3 separate regions of the Homo sapiens genome follow, and regions 1 and 3 are each linked to region 2. Evidence: chromatin contacts called from ENCODE Hi-C data. All regions are on one chromosome and are shown on one strand. Each heading gives the region's core, a stretch centred on a gene start or an enhancer-like site at or near the end of the contact. The rest is flanking DNA. Distances are from core to core; before and after follow the strand shown.

Region 1 (4,112 bases), core at 361-2,860, 1.6 Mb before region 2:
ACCAGGCACCATGCTGGGTGCCCGAGACAGTATAATCAATATGTTTTAATCGCCCTTACTGAAAAATGGGGCGGGGCGCGGTCGGGAGAACAGTGAGATGGGGGATTTTCCCCAGAGGTGGTATCTACAAACAAATGTACAAGGGACGAATACCTAAGGCTGAGAATTACTGAACTGAGAATCTAGGTGAGTGATGAAGGCCCTAAGAACCCAGCCCCTCAAGGCTGGATACTGCCCAAGTCCCTGTCTGCTGTATGGACAGGTCTTTTAAAGGGGGAAAGGGGACATTCACCGCCATCCTCCGAAGGGGTTATGGATCCAAGGGATGGTCAGGCTGCCCAGCTCCTCACTGGGGCTAATTCCGCCCCATTTTCCAGTAGCATCACTAACTCAGTATTTCTGCATGAATTTTGGCCCCTTCTCTCCTAGAAAGACTCTCCTCAACTACACTAAAATACAGTTATCTCTCCTGTATCTCGTGTCTTCTTCCGAGTTTAAGAGACAGAAGTTCAGGGGAGGAAGGCACCAAGCCTAACCGGGGTGGAATTCCCTATTTGCAAGCAGTGCCCGCCTAGGCTAGAGGGCAGGCTGTCCGCTCACCCTTCCAAACCCCAATCTTTGAACCCTCCTCAGCACGGCAGGGGAGGAATGTGCGGAAGCAGCATAAAGCCAGGTGGACTTTCTGGTTTGGCACGTGAAGGACCTGGAACAGGACTGTCGGGGAAGATCAGACAATGAGAGGGAAAAGGTGAAGCTTAAGGGGACTCTGGAAAACTCAACACTCCCGCAGGGTTTCAAAGAATCCCCAAGAAATTTCTTTTGAGAAGTCACAAAACAAAACTAGGCAAACAGATGCCTCGGTTTTGTAAGAGATTGTGAGTAGCTTTAGGCAGCAATGAAACCTGACTCCGGGCCAGGAGTGCCTAGGGTCGGTCCAGCGGAGCGCGCATTCAGCGAGGGGTGTTCGGCCGGGGCCAGGCGGGGCCCAGGCGGGGCCCGCTGGCAGCTGGTTCCCGCCGCCGCAGAGCCGCAGGGGCGGGAATGGGGACTCGCCGCGCTGCCTCGAGGAGGAATGATTCCAGGGACCCCCCGGGGTTCCGAGAGAGCTGGGCTGGTCCGGAATGAATTCCCCGTTCCTCTGGCTGCTGGCCCCGGACACAAGACCCTCCGTCTCCTGCCGAGAGAGGCTCCCCCAGCCGCCTCGCCACGCCGCAGCCCGTCCGCGCCCGCGTCCCCGCTTACTTTTCGTCGCAGCGATGAGGTTCTTCCCGTCCTTAATGAGCTCTTTGATGAACTTGTTGGTCCTCTCGAGTTCCGCTTCGTGAGCGCGGATCCTCTCCCGGAACCACGGGCTGTCGAGGTAGCAGTCGCTGAACTCCAGGGGCTGCAGCCCCATGACGGCAGCGGTCGCTGCGCGGTGCGCACGGCCGCGCGCTCCTGCCCGAGCCGAGCTCCGAGGCCGCTGCCAGGTGCGGCGCCGCGCGTTCAGGGAGCACAGAGGAGCTAGCAGGCCCGGGCGCGCGGCGAGCGCGGCACGGACATGTCCCGTAGAGCCGAGTCCTGCGGCGCGGAGGAGCTGCCACCGAGACCAGCGCTAGCTGCGGCGCCCCAATCCCGGCAGCCCCCGCCGAGCTCTGAGCGCCCGCGGCCCCGCCCCGCCCGGCCCCCGCGCGGCAGACACTCCCCGAGGCGCCACCCGGCCGGGCCCGCGCTCCCGCTCGTCCCCTTCTCTTTCCTCCGCCTTCCTTCTTCCTCCCTTCCCTTCCCTGGACGCCTCTTCCTTCTCTTCCCCACGCGCAGCTGCCCCTCCTCTTCCTTCCGAGGCGTCCTGGGGCTAGAATTTCGCCCCGCGGCTCCCCTCCACCCTGGGCGCTCTCCCCTCCCCTTTGCTTGGGCTCCCGGGGCCGGGGTGACTCACAGTCGGCTCCCCGCTGCACGGAACCCGACCGGGACCGAGAAGGAGCGTCTTAATTGCAGTCGTTAGTCCCCGCAGGCGGGCGACATAACTCTGAAGTGGCTGCCTTGCAGGAGATGATTAACTCATTTATCTCATTTATCCTGGGACGCCCCCAACCCCGAGCTGGGAACGAACTCGCACAGGGGGCTCTTTTCCTTATCCCGGTTCCTTTCCCAGTTTAAAGTGAGATGCGTGGTAAATCTCCGCTTGAGATCGAAGCCTTACAATGGCAAGAGCGTTTTCTTGGTGGCCCAGCAGCTCCTATTACACTTCTCTGCGTATCCGCACTAAATAACTTAGTTGAAGAGAGAGGGCTGGCTAAACCACAGAAAAGTTGTTTCTGTTGTGTTCAGCACATTAAATTTGCTGGGGTAGGTGAAGACGATCTTTATTATTCTAAAAATAACTACCGGAAAACATGCCAGGTAACGTGTGGTTTTCACCGCGTGGGGGTGACGATCAATGAGAATTTATGTCAGTGCCCTCAAAAAGCCTATTTTGTGTGTTATGAAACAACTCCAGTGTGTCCCAAAAAAAGTTAGGCATTTTAAAGTATTAAAATGTATACCTTAGGCCGGACGTGGTGGCTCACGCCTGTAATCCCAACACTTTGGGAGACGGAGGCGGGTAGATCACCTGAGGTCAGGAGTTGGAGACCAGCTGGCTAACATGGTGAAACCCCGTCTCTACTTAAAATACAAAAAGTACCCGGGTGCGGTGGCACGTGCCTGTAGTCCCAGCTGAGGCAGGAGAATCGCTTGAACCCAGGAGGCGGAGGTTGCAGTGAGTCGTGATGGTGCCACTGCACTCCAGCCTGGGCGACAGAGCGAGACAATGTCTCAAAAAAAAAAAAAAGTATTTCTTAAAAAAAAACACTAATAGTTCATTAGAGTAACGTTTCATAATCGCAATTTATTAAGCAATTATTATGTGCCGGGCACCCACTAGGAACTCCATACATCTACAAACTCGCGATATAGACTTACATGATATGATGGTAATATTAACGAGAAACTTCAAAGTAATTCCTCAAGACGTTCAGACTCTCAGCTGGGTAATTAAGAATCTGTTTGGACAGCATGTTGTAGGAGGGTAACCCTCCCGAACAAGTTAAATAAGCCTCCTACTCAATAAGCCCTTTTGTTACAAAACAGCACCAGGAGTGCCTAACCCACAGATAAACATTATTACTCTAATGTCCATCCTCCAGAGAGTTCAAAGTGTTTTACAAATAACTTTTAGGCGGTGAAAGCTTCAGTTCCTACTAAAACCAGCAGGAGACTGGAGTCTACAGAAAAGAGAATAAAAGAGGCAAATAAAGGGGAAGAAAGACAAGAAGAGAGGGGGTGTAAACAAAAATGAGGGCCTAGCGAAACAGCCAAGCACTGACCACACTCAATCCTCAGAGCAGAAACCCAAACCTTTTCTCATAGAGGGGCTGCTGAGACTTCTTCAATATTGAACATGGAGGTTACCGTGTGACCCAGCAAGTCCACGCTTAGATATATACCCAAAAGAAATGAAAATATATGTCCACGCAAATATTTACACACAAATATTCATAGCAGCATTATTCGTAATAGCCAAAAAGTAGAATCAACCAAAATGTCCTTTGTCAGCTGTGTAATGGATGCACAAAATGTTTGTCCATAAAATGAAATATTAATCTACAATAAAAAGGAATGAAGTACTGACACGTGCTACGGCACAATAACGGTGAAAACGTTATACTAAGTAAAAGAACCTAGCTGCAAAAGGCCAATACTATCTACTTATATTAAATGTCCAAAACAGGTAAATCTATAGAGGCAGAAAGATTAGTGGTTGCTAGAGACTGGGGGATAGAGTGGAGGGTATATGTAGTCAGGAGTTTATTTTCAGGGTGATGAAAATTATTAATATTTTTATTTTTCATAGAGATAGGGTCTCACTATGTTGCCCAGGCTTTTCTCAAACTCCTTAGTTCAAATGATGCTCCCACCTTGGTCTCCCAAATTGCTGGAGTTATGGGAGTGAGCCGCCGAGCCTGGCCGAAAACAATTTAAATTTACATTTTGGTAATGGTTGCACAATTCTGAATATACTCAAAATCACTTAATTGTATGTGATAAATGGGTGGATTTCTTTTGGTCTGTGAAATATATCTCAATAAAAA
Region 2 (4,596 bases), core at 585-3,084:
ACATTCTAACCAAATGATGGAGTGTAGGTTATAATTAATCAGGGGTGTTTTATTCTAACATATAGGGAACCTGAAAACAACTGTCAAAATCTTGAAGGGGTTGCCATTCTAAATAATGGATTTCTAGTCTTGGCCATGAAAATGATCACTTTCCAATTTTTCAGTGTTACAGGTCTCTCCGATGATTAAAATCTGTTAGTACACTTTTAAAAGGAGAGAATAACCCAGGTGATGTAAACAAATTTTTAAATTCTAGTATCTACTATGCCACAGTTCAGTGAGAGACTGCCTGATACAGCACAGAGTACTCACTTGGGAGGCAGGAAACCTGAGTTCTAATCCCAGCTCTGCTACTTAATTAGCTGTGTGACTTGGATAACTCATAATTTCACTTCTCATGGCCCCAGGTTCCTCATCTGCAATATAAGGGAGTTATGCCAGATGACCACTTAAGTCTCTTCCTGCCCTAACATTCAGGTAGTCTAACGCATTAACGCCAGTGACACACACACACACACACACACCACAAACACAAGCCTCTCAAGATTTCTGCACAATATTTAAGCAAGTAAAATTACCAAACATCTCTAAAACTTTTTTGGAAAACACTGCAGCAATGTGTATGAAGGCCTAAAACAGACCTTTCAGATGACAGCATCTAATCTGATAATTTCACTTCTGAGAATCTAGTCCAAGGAAATAATCTAAAAAATAGGGGGAAAAGAGTTTATCAAAGCACTATCTGGGATGCTAAGATGATGTAAAAATTCAAAAACAATCTAATGTCCCACAATCGGGAAATGACTGAATAATTTACGGGACCTAAACTGGGACCCACAATGATAGGACAATCAAAAGAAGATACAAAATTAGAATAATATTTAGGAAGAGTTTTTAAATGGAAGTGGAAAACTACACTGTTAAGTGATTAAACATGTACACTCTTAGTTCAAGTAGAAGCTAGCACATACAAGAGAAAATGATCGTAGGTGAAAGGGTTCAGTGAATATTATTTTCTTCACTAAAGTCTTCTATGTTTGCAATTTTCTACAATAGTCACGTATTACTAAGAGCAGTGGGGCAGGGTAATCCGCATCATCTTAATCCTACACACCTTAAAAATGCCTGCTATGCAGGTGTGCGGACACGCATACGCACAGAAAACCTTGGGCGATAGGACTTAAGACCATACAATCGGGTTCCTCGACCTGACAACTTGGTAAGACAGGCGAGTCCAGCCTTTAATTCCTGTGGTCAGGCGCAGCCACCCCGATGTAGGAGAGGGTTCGCAATTCCCTGAAGCCCTCCTGGAAGACAGGCGAAGCCTAGGCCTGGGTTCGGGATCCGCTTTCCCGCCGAATCTTGGGATTAGCGTCGGGGCTCCCTGGGGAACTTCAACAACCTGAATTGATCTCGGACGCCAACTCGGTAGGAGCCGGGACGGTGCCGCTCCTCTCCGCGCAGTCTAGGCGCCTCGCTGAGGGCGGTCCCGGCGCCCACCATCAGACCTCTCCCAGCCATTCCATGCGCGGAGAGCTTGGACGCGGCATTTCGCGGGGACCCGCCACCCAGCGGTCCCTTCCCGGAGCCCCAGCCTGTTCACCGCAGGCCCTTTCCGGGGCTGCCTCGCCCGGCCTAGGGCCGCTGCAGCCGCCGCTCCACAGCGCGACTGAACACTGGGGCACCGAACCTGGGGCTGCGCCCGGCCCCGTCGTCGGCCCGCGCAGCGGTGCGGCTCACCTCGCCGGCGGGAACCAGAACCCTCACTCCAGGCGCCCCACGAGCCCGGCCGCCGCGGATGATCCCAGCCAAAACCGAAAGCGCCGAGGCAGGGGCACTTTTCTGCCTCAGCCAATCAGTGCTCTTCTCTGCTACGGCAGCCCGCTGGGGCCGAAAAAGCCTGTCAGCACCAAAGCGCGCAAATCCAAGATTCCTGGTTTGTCTAGTAGCAAAATTGGTGCAGTGGAGTTCCTCTAACAGAAATCTGAGTACAAAACAAATACAATACAAAACAAAAACAAAATTCCAGGAAACTAGAAGTGATCTTTTGGGCAGGATTTATTTACAGAAGTGTAAAAAATAACTTGAAGTCATAGGAAACTGGAATTTACTGTTTAAGTAACGGCATTGTGTACCCAGAAACGTCCTTGAATAGTTTAAAGCAAATAAATAAATAAATGAAACACCTCAAGTCTTTAAATCTACCTCTGGATATTGATTAAATGTGTGAAGACTTAAGCCATTTTAGCAAGAGACTGTTTCCATGGCAATGTTAATTGATACAAAAATAATCAAAATCACTCAAGTAACTCCAAATTATAATGACATTAATTGTGTTACATTACTAGTTCCTATTGGAAATGGTGTGCAGACTTATTTCAGTGCTACTATGGGAACTTGGTTTGGAATTTTGCATGAATTCTCAATACTCTTTCTATTAATGGAATTGAAAGGGAAAAAGAAGAGAACTGTTACACCAGGACTTGATTCGTTTTTCCCCCTCCACATATACTCTCATCAGTTGAAAACTTATACTTTAATTATATTTATGATTTGTAACACTATACACAGAGTGATAAGATCTTTCAACACAGATCCTTAACCCCATTAGGTGTTATAAAATCTAAGATGCAAAATTTTTTTCGAAGATAAAGAGTTCCTCCCTTGTAAACTTCTTTTGGTTAAAGGCAGAAGAAATGAACTTTTGATTGATATCAGGGACAGAAAACAACTGGATATGATTTGTTAAAGAATAGAGACTTCCTTATATCCTTCTATAAAAGTTCAGTTTGGATAAAGACCGAACAGTTACTGATTTATTGTGAGGGCTGTATTTGAAGTTCTTGCAATATAAAATACAATGTAAATAAAAATTTTAAGAAAAGTACCATTTAAATCAAATAATTACGTGCAAAGAACAAACATAATAGGATAAAAAGCCCTGTTCCTAAAAACTTTCTTTGCAAACGACATCAAATTGCACATTCCTTACTGATTGTTTAAATTATTAAAAAAAAAAAGAAAATTTTTGATTCAAACTTCTTTCCCTTTCCTACAGAGCCCTAATCGAGCCGTTAACACTAGTGTGGTGGGTAGGGAGCCATGAGGAGTTTTAAGGGCCTAGTTCATCTGCTGAGCAGCTGCAACCTTCTCTAAGGGGAGTAGCTGGGTAAGGGCCCAGTTTGACACACGGGGTGGGCATCCTGAATTAATTCATGAGCTAACAAGCTTATAAAAAGTGTGGCTGTTCCCAAAAGCCCCTCAGCAGCTTATAAATGACTTTTACTAACTCACAAGGCAATTTTCCGTATTTCCCAGGTTTTTGCTTTCAGCATCTTTTATGATGCAAAGAAAACACTGCAAGACTTTTGGTGAATACTAGTCTTCAAAACCCTGAATGTAAACATTAATTTATTAAGGAGCCTTAAAGTCATAAAAATATTTTGGCAAGCTTTAGTTTAACTTATGTAGTTTAGTTTCATTTAGTTGTTAGGACTGATGAACCTACACTGACACATCATTATCATCCAAAGGCCAAAGTTTACATTAGGGTTCACTCTTGGTGTTGCACATTCTATAGGTTTTGACAAATGCATAATGAAATGTACCCACAATTACAGTATCATACAGAATAGTTTCACTGCCCTAAAAATTCTCTGTGCTCCACCTATTTATCCCTTCCTCCCCACTGGCAACCGCTGATCTTTTTTCTGTCTCCAAAGTTTTGCCTTTTTCCACAATATCATATATTTGGAATCATACCGTACACAGTTAGTGGTGCATACACTGCACCACCCCACTGTGTAGCCTGTTCAGACTGGCTTCTTTCACTTAGAAATATGCATTTAAGACCCCTCTGCGCCTTTTCATGGCTTGACAACTCATTTCTTTTAAGTTCTGAATAATATTCCATTATTTGGATGTACCACAGTTTATTTATCCATTTACCTACAGAAGGACATCTTGGTTGCTTCCAAGTTTGGGAAGTTATGAATAAAGCTGCTATGAATATGTGTATGCAGGTTTTTGTATAGAAATAAGTTTTCAGCTTATTTGGGCAAATATCAAGGAGTATGACTGCTAGATCATATAGCAAGGGTATGTTTAGTTTTGTAAGAAACTGCCAAACTGTCTTACAATGTGGCTGTACCATTTTGCATTCCCACTAGGAGTGAATGAGAGTTTCCATTGTTCCACATCCTCATGGGCATTTGGTGCTTCCAGTCCTTTGGATTTTGACTAGTCTAATAGCTGCTTAGTGACTATCTCATAGTTGTTTAAAGTTGTAATTCCCTAGTGACATATGATATGGAGGATCTTTCTATATACTTATTTGCCATATGTATATCTTTGGTTGTTCAGGTCTTTGGCCCAATTTTGAATCAGTTTGTTCTTTCTTTTTGTTGAGTTTTAAGAGTCCTTTGTATATTTTGAATAATAGTTCTTTATCAGATATGTGTTTTACAAATATTTTCTCCCAGTTTATGGCTTGTCTTTTCATTCTCTTGAAGCTATTATGCTTAAAATAGACAAATGCAGATATATAAATGCTAAGAGAACTCTTGCCACTTCATTGTTTGTCCCTTCTACAGTTCT
Region 3 (4,018 bases), core at 675-3,174, 1.5 Mb before region 2:
GGTGTATAGAAATGCCTGTGATTTTTGCACATTGATTTTGTATCCTGACACTTTGCTGAAGTTGCTTATCAGCTTAAGGAGATTTTGGGCTGAGATGATGGGGTTTTCTAAATATACAATCATGTCATCTGCAAACAGGGACAATTTGACTTCCTCTTTTCCTAATTGAATACCCTTTATTTCTTTCTCCTGCCTGTTTGCCCTGGCCAGAACTTCCAACACTATGTTGAATAGGAGTGGTGAGAGAGGGCATCCCTGTCTTGTGCCAGTTTTCAAAGGGAATGCTTCCAGTTTTTGCCCATTCAGTATGATATTGGCTGTGGGTCTGTCATAAATAGCTCTTATTATTTTGAGATACATCCCATCAATACCTAATTTATTGAGAGTTTTTAGCATGAAAGGCTGTTGCCAATTCCAGTTTCTTAAGGTGACCAGATGTTCCATGTTATTTGTGTCATTCCATTTTTTCAAATGACCTATTCTATGTACAGAAAATCTTGAAGTTATAGATAAACCACGAAAAAATGCAAATAATTGGCCTGGTGCAGTGGCTCATGCCTGTAATCCCAGCACTTTGGGGGGCTGAGGCGGGCGGATCACCTGAGGTCAGGAGCTTGAGACCAGCCTGACCAACATGGAGAAACCCTGTCTCTACTAAAAAGACAAAATTACCCGGGCGTGGTGGTGCATGCCTGTAATCCCAGCTACTCGGAAGGCTGAGGCAGGAGAATCGCTTGAACTTGGGAGGTAGAGGTTGCAGTGAGCCGAGATCGCACCACTGCACTCCAGCCTGGCGACAGAGTGAGGCTCTGTCTCAAAAAAAAAAAAAAAAAAAAAAAAAAAAAAAAGAAAAAAAAGAAAAGAAAGAAAAGAAAGAAGAAAAAATCAAAGTCCTTACTTTGCATCATAATCCGCTAGGTGCAAAGGTCACAAAAGTGATTAAGAATAGCTCACAATGTAGTGAGCTGGAACCTGAAAAACGGATTAGGATTTACACAGGCGAGTGCTCAGAAAAAAGGGTAGTTCAGATAATTGGATCAGAAGAGAAGGCAAAAATGCATGACGTGTTTTTGAGAATTAGAGGAGCCCTCAAAATGTATTAGTGTGATATGCAAAATGCTCGATTTAAGATATTATCCATTAATGAATTTGAAAATGGGGACAAAAATAACTTTTCAGCCGTAATAACTATGCTCCCCTCCCTTTGAGTTTCGAATCTGTATCTTAGAGGCCACACTTGAATGTGGAAAAACTTTGTATTAATGTAAACACTATACAGTGATAAGACACGAACAGTGAAATAACCCCTAAGCTCATCTTATAACTGAACAGATAGGTGGTCAGAGAACTTGGATTTGAACCATGCCTATGCCACTAGCTGGTTGTGTGACCTCCAGCAAGTCACTTCTCAAGATACCACGTTTGCCATCATTAAGACGAGTGTGATCCAAAGGTCCACCTAGCCAGGTTTTGTGAGAATGATTTGAAATGCCTGTGAAAGCATTTCCTCTACCACGTCTGAGATGCTTTTGTTATCTCCAGGTTCTTTCAGGTCTTGAAATTTTGTGCATCACGATCCAAAATGTCTTAAGCATCATCACAAATGCTTGACCGTCCCTCATGAGCGGGTGGCGCTTCGCGCTGCCTGGGTCTGTACAACAGGGTCTTGCAGTCGAAAGCCACACACTCCCGGAGTGCAAGAGGGAGAGAAAGCTCTGCTTTCAGCCGGGAAAAAAAAAGGGCGCAAGACCGGACAGGTCCTGCCACAGACGTTCTCCTATGCTCACGCACAGTGGTCGCTCCTGCGGGAATGGGCAGCAGTGACGTGCCCACGTCGGGCGCGCTGACGTTCGCGTAGCGTGCGCCGCTGGCCAGGTGCGCAATAGTGGGGTATGCGTCACGGTCTGCGCCGCCCGCGGGGCCAGGACGGGGCGGAGCTTCCGCCTGGGCTGGGGTTGGCGAGTTCACCCGCGGCGGAGGGTAACTTTGCTGTGCTGTTTTTTGAGCAGTTGTCTGGTCCCTGGAAGTGTAGCATCGAGAGAGTTTTCTAATTACGTTTACAAAATATCTTCCCTTTGGCCATACAAGTGGTGACTGCCATGTCGAACTCGCGGCCCAGGTCCCGCCGAGACGCCGGGGGTGGCGCTGGGGCAGCCGGCCGGGACGAGCTGGTGTCGCGGTCCTTGCAGAGCGCAGAGCACTGTCTGGGCGTCCAGGACTTCGGCACTGCCTATGCCCACTACCTCCTCGTGCTCAGCCTGGCGCCGGAGCTGAAACACGACGTGAAGGTGAGGGTCCTTTTTTCTCACTTGCTGGCAGATCCAACGTCCTCGTAAAAAAAAAAAAAAAAACAGAAAAAAAAAAAAGCGGAGGGGCTAGGGTGCCTGGGTGGGTGGTTGCTGTTAATATTTAGGGCCCTTTTTTCTCACTTGCTGGCCGATCCAACGTCCTCGTAAAAAAAAAGAAAAGAAAAAAGGCGGAGGGGCTAGGGTGCTTGGTTGGGTGTTTGCTATTAATGTTTACTGTTCAACCTTGACATCTTTCGTTTATTCACACCTACGACCAGCCCAGAGGAAAATCCTGCCGTCTTCACCTTCGAAATATGTCCAGAATCTTACCAGTTCTCACCATCTTCCCCTTTACTACCCTGGTTCGAGCTTCAGTCATCTGCCGGCTGTTGCAGTCGGCTCTCAACTGAGCTCTCTCCTGCAGTCTGTGTCAACATAGCTAGCTTTTTGCAACAAAAGTCAAATGTTGTCATTTCTCAGTTTCAAAACTTTCATCTCGTTTAAAATTTTAAAGGCCCTCGAATTGGAAATGAGGTCTCACGTGATCCTCTTCTCCTTATATCTAATTTAAGCATGCCCTGGCTTGAGGGCTTTTGGATTTGTTATATTGTGTGTAGTAGGAATATAGTGGGCCTCTAGTTGAATAAAGTGTGTAATTAGCCTAAAGTGATTATCATTTAATGATGCGTTCTTTAAACTTCAATTATTGGATTATTTGCAACAATTACTCTGTTGAAATGCTGTTCTTTTTTGAAGTACTTTTAGAATCTAAATTACGAAAAATGATTTAACTTAAAATTGCAATTACTTTGCTTCATTTAGACTGAGGGTTTGTCAACCTCAGCACTATTGACATTTTGAATGGGATAATTCTTTGTTATGGGGGAGGGGAGGTGTCCTGTGCATTGCAGTATGTTTGGCAGCATCCTTGATCTCTACCCACTAAATGTCAGTAGCGTCTAGATGTTTGTAGTTCATGTAAACTTAGTGTAAATTTCAGGACCAGCTGTCCTACTTGAGGAGGAGATGATATGTTGAGATACAGTTTGCTTCTCTTGGTAGGCAGCAATAGAAAAATGGATCAACTCAAGTGATCTTTCCTCAGTTACTTGTTTCTTAGTTTCCTCTTCTGTGAAACAGGGACGCAGCCTCTCTTAAAAATGTTTACTGGGTATTAAAAGTATATTTAGACTGGGTGTGCTGGCTCAGGCCTGTAATCCCAGCACTTTGGGAGGCGGAGGCGGGTGGATCACAAGGTCAGGAGTTTGAGACCAGCCTGGCCAATATGGTGAAAACCTGTCTCTACTAAAAATTAAAAAATTAGGCCGGGCGCGGTGGCTCACGCCTGTAATCCCAGCACTTTGGGAGGCAGAGACGGGTGGATCACCTGAGGTCAGTAGTTCGAGACCAGCCTCAACATGGAGAAACCCCGTCTCTACTAAAAGTACAAAATTAGCTGGGCGTGGTGGTGCATGCCTGTAATCACAGCTACTCGAGAGGCTGAGGCAGGAGAATTGCTTGAACCTGGGAGGCAGAGGTTGTGGTGAGCCGAGATCACGCCATTGCGCTCCAGCCTGGGCAACAAGAGCGAAACTCTGTCTCAGAAAAAAAAATAAAAATAAAAAATTAGCTGGGCGTGGTGGCATGTGCCTGTAGTCCCAGCTACTCAGGAGGCTGACGCAGAAGAATTGCTTGAACTCGGGAGGCGGAGGTTGCAGTAAGTCCAGATT

What was found. Hi-C counts contacts between places; a loop is a spot of excess contacts on that map. Pooled maps may share reads with other maps.
Region 1: a pooled map shows a loop between it and region 2 (6-fold over the local background). The contact joins the promoter of ARHGAP10 here to the promoter of LSM6 in region 2. A Hi-C loop is called at or near these places in 6 of 50 pooled maps.
Region 3: a loop to region 2 is called in a map of CD8-positive, alpha-beta T cell, with 16 times the contacts of the local background. The contact joins the promoter of PRMT9 here to the promoter of LSM6 in region 2. A Hi-C loop is called at or near these places in 2 of 168 maps with a recorded cell type or tissue (CD4-positive, alpha-beta memory T cell and CD8-positive, alpha-beta T cell) and 10 of 50 pooled maps.

Annotation. Positions count from the first base shown.
Region 1 is chr4:147,729,586-147,733,697 of GRCh38, reverse strand. ARHGAP10 (Rho GTPase activating protein 10) reads right to left here and starts at 1,610. Exons shown (of 23, transcript NM_024605.4): 1 at 1,243-1,610. The coding sequence starts at 1,396. RefSeq lists enhancers at 824-893, 214-1,106, 1,107-1,999 and silencers at 1,004-1,083, 1,394-1,913.
Region 2 is chr4:146,172,956-146,177,551 of GRCh38, reverse strand. It overlaps LSM6 (LSM6 homolog, U6 small nuclear RNA and mRNA degradation associated), which reads right to left and starts at 1,834. Exons shown (of 4, transcript NM_007080.3): 1 at 1,741-1,834. RefSeq lists a silencer at 1,625-1,684.
Region 3 is chr4:147,682,069-147,686,086 of GRCh38, reverse strand. It overlaps PRMT9 (protein arginine methyltransferase 9), which reads left to right and starts at 1,924. Exons shown (of 12, transcript NM_138364.4): 1 at 1,924-2,288. The coding sequence starts at 2,100.